2 separate regions of the Homo sapiens genome follow, and region 2 is linked to region 1. A link is a contact called in ENCODE Hi-C or POLR2A ChIA-PET data. All regions are on one chromosome and are shown on one strand. Each heading gives the region's core, a stretch centred on a gene start or an enhancer-like site at or near the end of the contact. The rest is flanking DNA. Distances are from core to core; before and after follow the strand shown. Region 1 overlaps DHX30 (DExH-box helicase 30). Region 2 holds the start of ZNF589 (zinc finger protein 589).

What was found. A loop is a pair of places that touch in the nucleus more often than their neighbours do. ChIA-PET counts read pairs that join two places held with the same protein, here RNA polymerase II (POLR2A). Pooled maps may share reads with other maps.
Region 2: a loop to region 1 is called in a pooled map, with 8 times the contacts of the local background. The contact joins the promoter of ZNF589 here to the enhancer-like site in region 1. A Hi-C loop is called at or near these places in 9 of 50 pooled maps. POLR2A ChIA-PET finds 5 or more read pairs at or near these places in 2 of 52 experiments (CD8-positive, alpha-beta memory T cell and activated T-cell).

Annotation. Positions count from the first base shown.
Region 1 is chr3:47,823,450-47,826,401 of GRCh38, forward strand. The region is part of intron 4 of DHX30 (DExH-box helicase 30); the gene reads left to right. Among named protein-coding and RNA genes, the nearest start is that of DHX30, 22 kb to the left of the region's middle. RefSeq lists a silencer at 1,357-1,646. Within about 2 kb of position 1,487, at least 29 of the 41 ENCODE cell types and tissues checked have a DNase peak (open chromatin) inside an H3K27ac peak, as active enhancers do.
Region 2 is chr3:48,239,530-48,242,481 of GRCh38, forward strand. ZNF589 (zinc finger protein 589) reads left to right here and starts at 1,575. Exons shown (of 4, transcript NM_016089.3): 1 at 1,575-1,685. The coding sequence starts at 1,643. RefSeq lists enhancers at 730-1,024, 1,342-2,259, 1,450-1,744.

The sequences.
Region 1 (2,952 bases), core at 237-2,736:
GCCTCCCGGGTTCAAGCAATTCTCCTGCCTCAGCCTCCCAAGTAGCTGGGACTACAGGCGCGTGCCACCATGCCCAGCTAATTTTTGTATTTTTAGTAGAGATGGGGTTTCACCATGTTGACCAGGATGGTCTTGATACCCTGACCTCATGATCCGCCTGCCTCAGCCTCCCAGAGTGCTGGGATTACAGGCATGAGCCACTGCGCCTGGCTGATTTTTTTTTAACATAAAAATCTAAACATCTGTTCAACACATGTGTTGTAAACTAGAAAAAATAGTATAATGAACCTGCAAGTACCTGTCACCCAGCTTCAACAATTAACAACTCATGGCCAGTGTTGCTTTGTGTATAGCTCTTCATTTTGGCTTCTTTAGAGGCAACTAAGAAATCATGGCATTTCAGCCTTATGCCAAATGGCTGTCAGAAAAGAGTGCTATCCTGAGGGCTTCCTCAAGTGCCACAAAGGGCTTGGGTCCTGCTGTCCAGGTGGGGCCTTTCTGTCTAGACTGTTGTCTCCTTCAGCTTTCAGATACCATTTTCTTTTCCTTTTTTTTTTTTTTTTTTTTTTTTGAGATGGAGCCTTGCTCTGTCACCCAGGCTGAAGTGCAGTGGCATGATCTTGGCTTACTGCAACCTCCGCCTCCTGGGTTCAAGCGATTCTCCTGCCTCAGCCTCCCGAGTAGCTGGGATTACAGGCGCGCGACACTATGCCCGGCTAATTTTTGTATTTTTAGTAGAGATGGGGTTTCACCATGTTGGCCAGGCTGGTCTCGAACTCCTGACCTCAGGTGATCTGCCTGCCTCGGCTTCCGAAAGTGCTGGGATTACAGGCGTGAGCCACTGCGCCTGGCGAGGAACAGCACTTTCACTGCTGGACTTTACGCTGGACCAGCTCAATTCTTGGCAGTTTCCAAAGCTGGGTGTTTTCACCTTCCCCTCCAGCCCTGGGGATTAAATCTGTTTCCTGAAGAGGTCTTCCTTGGCCTGGCTCCAGATTTTCTTTTTCGTTTTTTAAACTTTTAATAGAGTTGGGGTTTCACTATGCTGCCCAGACTGGTCTCAAAATCCTGGGCTCAGGGGATCCATCCGCCTCAACCTCCCAAAGTGTTGGGATTGCAGGCATGAGCCACGGCGCCTGGCCCTGGCTCCAGATCTTCACCAGGTTTACTTTGTAAGCCGTTAAATAAGATGGGGCTGCCAATTTGCCAGAGGCACGTGAGAGGTAGTTAGGAACAATTGGTAGGACCTAGAGGGAACTAACTTCGCTTCCTTAGATGACATTGAGCTAAGGCCTAGCATTATTTTCCCCCCAACAGCCTCATTCCATCTTCCTGCCTTCCATCCACACGACTGCTGGTTTAGATTTGCTGGAGAGTGAGCTCTGCAGGGTCCTAGCCCTGGGCAGCGCCGAGCCCGCCTACTGAAGGCCCAGGGCTGTGGTGAGCGAGGACGGGCTGCTGATGCCCTCGCCTAGGCTTGGGCTTCGGGTCCGCCCGGCCCGCAGGGGGCGCGCGGCGCTCGGGCCGGCCGCTCCCGTTCTCTTCGCCCGGTCCCTGCCGCGCACAGGCCTCGGGGTCGGCGGGAGCACGATGGCGGCCGCTAGGAGACTCATGGCGCTGGCCGCCGGCATCTCTCCGCGCCTGCAGCCGCTGGGTCCCCGCGCTGCTGGGCGACAGGGTCGCTCGCGCGGCTTCTCTTCAAGCTGCGCCCACCCCGACCACACCAAGGAAGCCGCCGAGGCCGAGTCAGGGATGGCCCCCGGCGGGCCTGGGGAAGGCGACGGAAGCTTGGTGAACGGTGAGGGCATCGGCGGGGGCGGGCGGTCCGCAGCGCCCTTGACTCCTGGGATGGCAGAGCTAGGGGCGCGGGCCGAAATCGGGCCTGGCGGCCGGGGGTCCTCTCTTCCATAGTGGCCAAGTTCGCCATCCGTCGGCGGGCAGCGGCCTTGCTGTTTGTAAAGCTTAGCGTGGCACAGGCCCGAATGGACCCTTAGAGTACCTGCTCCCGGCAAGAATAGGTGAGAGGTGCGAGACCTCGAGGGAGTGGGGAAAACGAGTAAAAGTCCAACTCCTGCCAGGATGAGTGGCCAAGGGCTAGAGCTTCTAGGGACAAGCATGCCCTCACCAGTGTGAGAAATAGCCCAAAGTAACTCCTGGGACATCAGGATCTCAAATAGAGACAGAATGACTGTTCTGGTGGATTCCAGCTTTGTGCCTCCCAAATAGTGCAGAGGATAAAACTGTTGAAAGCATCAAGGATGGGTAGAGAGCGCCAGCCTCCACCAACCTTATAGAGCTGAAGGTGGGGGCGGGGTGGTGGTCTCAGTGCAGCTCTATTGTTAAACCAGTGGGTGTAATGGGCTACTCGAAGTTGGGTCCCTCTGTGACGAAACCCCCCCCGCCCCGGCCAAGTCCACTTAGATATGGTTTCTTAACTGCTTAACTGCTTGACTCTTAGTTGCTTTACAAGTTACCGCTTAGAGGGAGACAGGATCAGGTGTCCTCCATCCTGGCCACTTGACACAGGAGTCTGTCCCAAGGAAACAGTCTCAAACCAGGCAGCAGAGTTACATCAGAACGCTTGGAAGCACTTTTTGAAAATATAGAGTCGCCTCCAACATCGCTCCCATTCTCAGGTCCCCTGTGGGGAGCTGGATGTCCATGCGGTGAAAAAGCTCCCCAGGTGATCAGTGTACACGCAGGTGCACATGTGCATATATACAGCTCCTTTTGGAGCTGCCAGAGGCTAGAGTGGAGAATGATATGGCCCCCCATGTTCCTAGCAGACCTCTTCATGACCTGGTTAAGCCTTGTGTCTGGTACAAGCTTACCCTAGGTAGATATCTCTTCCCTTTCTGCTCTGAGATTAATCCAAAAAACAAGAAAAAGAAGCGAGGTACCTCTCATGGTATCTGATGCATCAATTTTCCCCTTGATTCCAGAGAACTTGGG
Region 2 (2,952 bases), core at 325-2,824, 420 kb after region 1:
TCAGGAGGTTGAGGCAGGAGAATCGCTTGAACCCAGGAGAGGGAGGTTGCAGTGAGCCGAGATGGCACCACTGCACTCCAGCATGGTAGACAGAGTGAGACTCCGTGTTCTTTTCCCTAAAAAAAAAAAAAGAGTAATTGGGGAAGTTGTGCTTCAAAAGAGTAATTGGGGAAGTTGTGCGTCTTAGGGCCTCTGGAATAATGGCTGGTAATATTTAGAATTCCAGCCCTTCTCATCCTAATTTGGTGGCTGGTGGCCTTTCATTCATTTTACAAGAACAGTTTAGCCCTTGGGAAGGGCTATTATTTAAGCTATAAACTGAATTCCTTCCCAAGGCTACTTTGGCCTATGCCCAGAAGTGGACAAAGACAGTTTAGAGGTTGAAAGGAAGATGAGGTGGGTTAGATCTGATATCTTTTACTGTCATTGATAAGGCTCTGATGACTGGAGGAACACCAGGGTCCTTGGTCTCTGATAGGCTTAATAACACAGACACACGTGGAGTGGTTTTAAGGAGCGAAAAGTTTAATAGGCAAGAAAGAAGGAAGGAAGACGAAAACAGCTCCCCCATACAGAGACAGAGGGAGCGGGGATTCCAACAAAGAGAAAGCGCCGTGTGCGGAAAAGTGGCTGCTTATCTGAGGATGCTGGAGGAGGCGGTGTCTGGTTTCCATAGGGCTCAGGGGATTAGTTTGATCAGATGTGTCATTTATGTGGCAGCCAAAAACCTGGCCCTCCCACCCTAGCTTTTTAATATGCAAATGTAGGGCTCCATGAAGTTCTACACACGTGGGAATATGTGGGGGGTGGCCATGTTGCCAGGCACATGTCAGGGCAAAGAAAAGGACGGCGGGAATCGCCATGTTTGGGTGCGTCCAGTTTCTAATGGCCTGTATTTCCATATCAAAGCTTGCCATCCTGCTCTAGGAGCCCAGGCTTTCCTGCTAGACAAGAAACCTTTCTGGAGCTGCTTTAAAAGAAACAAAAACTTCCCAAGGACCCCTTTCCTTCTCTATCTGCTTAAAATAATTTCTTAATAACTCCTATAACATCATAATTTCCTTAGGTATAATTTTGCAAAGGCGGTTTCAAAAGCTCTTTGGGGTCCTCAGTAATTTTTAAGAGTGTAAAAGGATTTTAACAACAACAAGTTTGCGAACCACTGTCCTTGAGAAGCTCTCCATGGATGCGCATGAGTCTGTCCAATTGGAGTCCTGGTGTATTTCTACATTAGATACCACACAGCAGTGAACACACAATGAACAGGTCAACACGTGTCATTATAGAACTGCGCAAAAGAGCTAGTAGCAGGCATTGTAAGTGTATTTATATAATGTTTACAACCATGGAAAACAACACTATATTTTGCTTATGGGTACCTGTGGTAAGCACAACCCCAAATATTGCGGCCGAGGGGGACCTAGAAGGTCAAAGTGCGCCTCAGCATTTTCTCTCGCCCTGCACAAGCCGCATTTCGCCCCGAGAACTACGCTTCCCGGCAGGCTGCGCGCCGCGCGGTGACGCACTTCACCCAGTCCTGCTTCTTTCTTCTGGCGCCGCCAGTGGCCCGCGGTGCGCATTCTAATCCGTTTCACACACGGTGCTGCTACCTCGTTTGCTTCGTGCGTGCGTGCGCGCGCAGATGTGGGCCCCGCGGGAGCAGCTACTGGGCTGGACTGCGGAAGGTGAGTCGGGGCCGCGAGATCGCCTCCCCCATTCGGTGCTCCAGCCGCAGGCGCCGCGCAGGCGTCGGCCGTATCCACCAGGGATGCGCGTGGGGTGCGAGCTGTGTGAGGCGCTGACTACCCCTACAGCGGCTCTTACTCCCCTGGGGGGCCAGGTTCCTCCCTAGGTGTCCCGTACAGTCTCCACGGTGCTCACTCCACGACTCTTCACCGGGCATCCTGCACTTGTGCACTCCGGCAGTCATTGGCCATAAATGGCTGCTGAGCATTTGAGATGTGTGGAGTGCAACTGAAGAACAGCATTTTGTATTATTATATTATATCATATTTATTTTGAGACGGAGTCTCGCTCTGTCGCCCAGGCTGGAGTGCAGTGGCGCGATCTCCGTTCACTGCAATCTCCGTCTCCCGGGTTCAAGCAGTTCTCTGCCTCAGCCTGCCGAGCAGCTGGGATTACAGGCGCCCTCCACCACGCCTGGCTAATTTTTGTATTTTTAGTAGAGACGGGGATTTCACCATGTTGGCCAGGCTGGTTTTGAACTCCAGACCTCGTGATCCGCCCACCTCGGCCTCCCAAAGTGCTGGGATTACAGGCGTGAGCCACCGCGCCCGGAGTATATTATATTTTTATATTTTTTGAGTCGGTCCGGAGTGCAGTGGCGGGATCTAGGCTCACTGCAGCCTCCGCTTTCCCAGGCTCAAGTGATTCTCGTGCCTCAGCTTCCGGAGTAGCTGGGATTACAGGCGGCGCCTCACCACCCCGGCTGTTGTATTTTTAGTAGAGAGGGGATTTCGCCATATTTGCCAGGCTGGTCTCGAACTCCTGGCCTCAAGCAATCCACCCACCTTGGCCTCCCACAATGTTGGGATTACAGGTGTTAGCCACCCCACCCGGCCCAAAAGACTTTTTTTTTGGAGACAGAGTCTTGCTCTGTAGCCCAGGCTGGAGTGCAGTGGGCGATCTCTGCTCACTGCAACCTCTTTCTCCCAGGTTCCAGCGATTCTCCTGCCTCAGCCTACCAAGCGGCTGGAATTACAGGGACACGCCACCACGCCCGGCTATTTTTTTGTATTTTTAGTAGAGGCGGGGTTTCATCATGTTGGCCAGGCCGGTCTTGAACTCCTGACCCCAGATGATCCACCTGCCTCGGCCTCCCAAAGTGTTGGGATTACAGGTGGGAGCTACCACACCCGGCCCCAAATGACTTTGGATGTAACAACAGGAACAGTCTAGAACAGGGCTGGGCAAATTTTTTTCTGTTTGGTT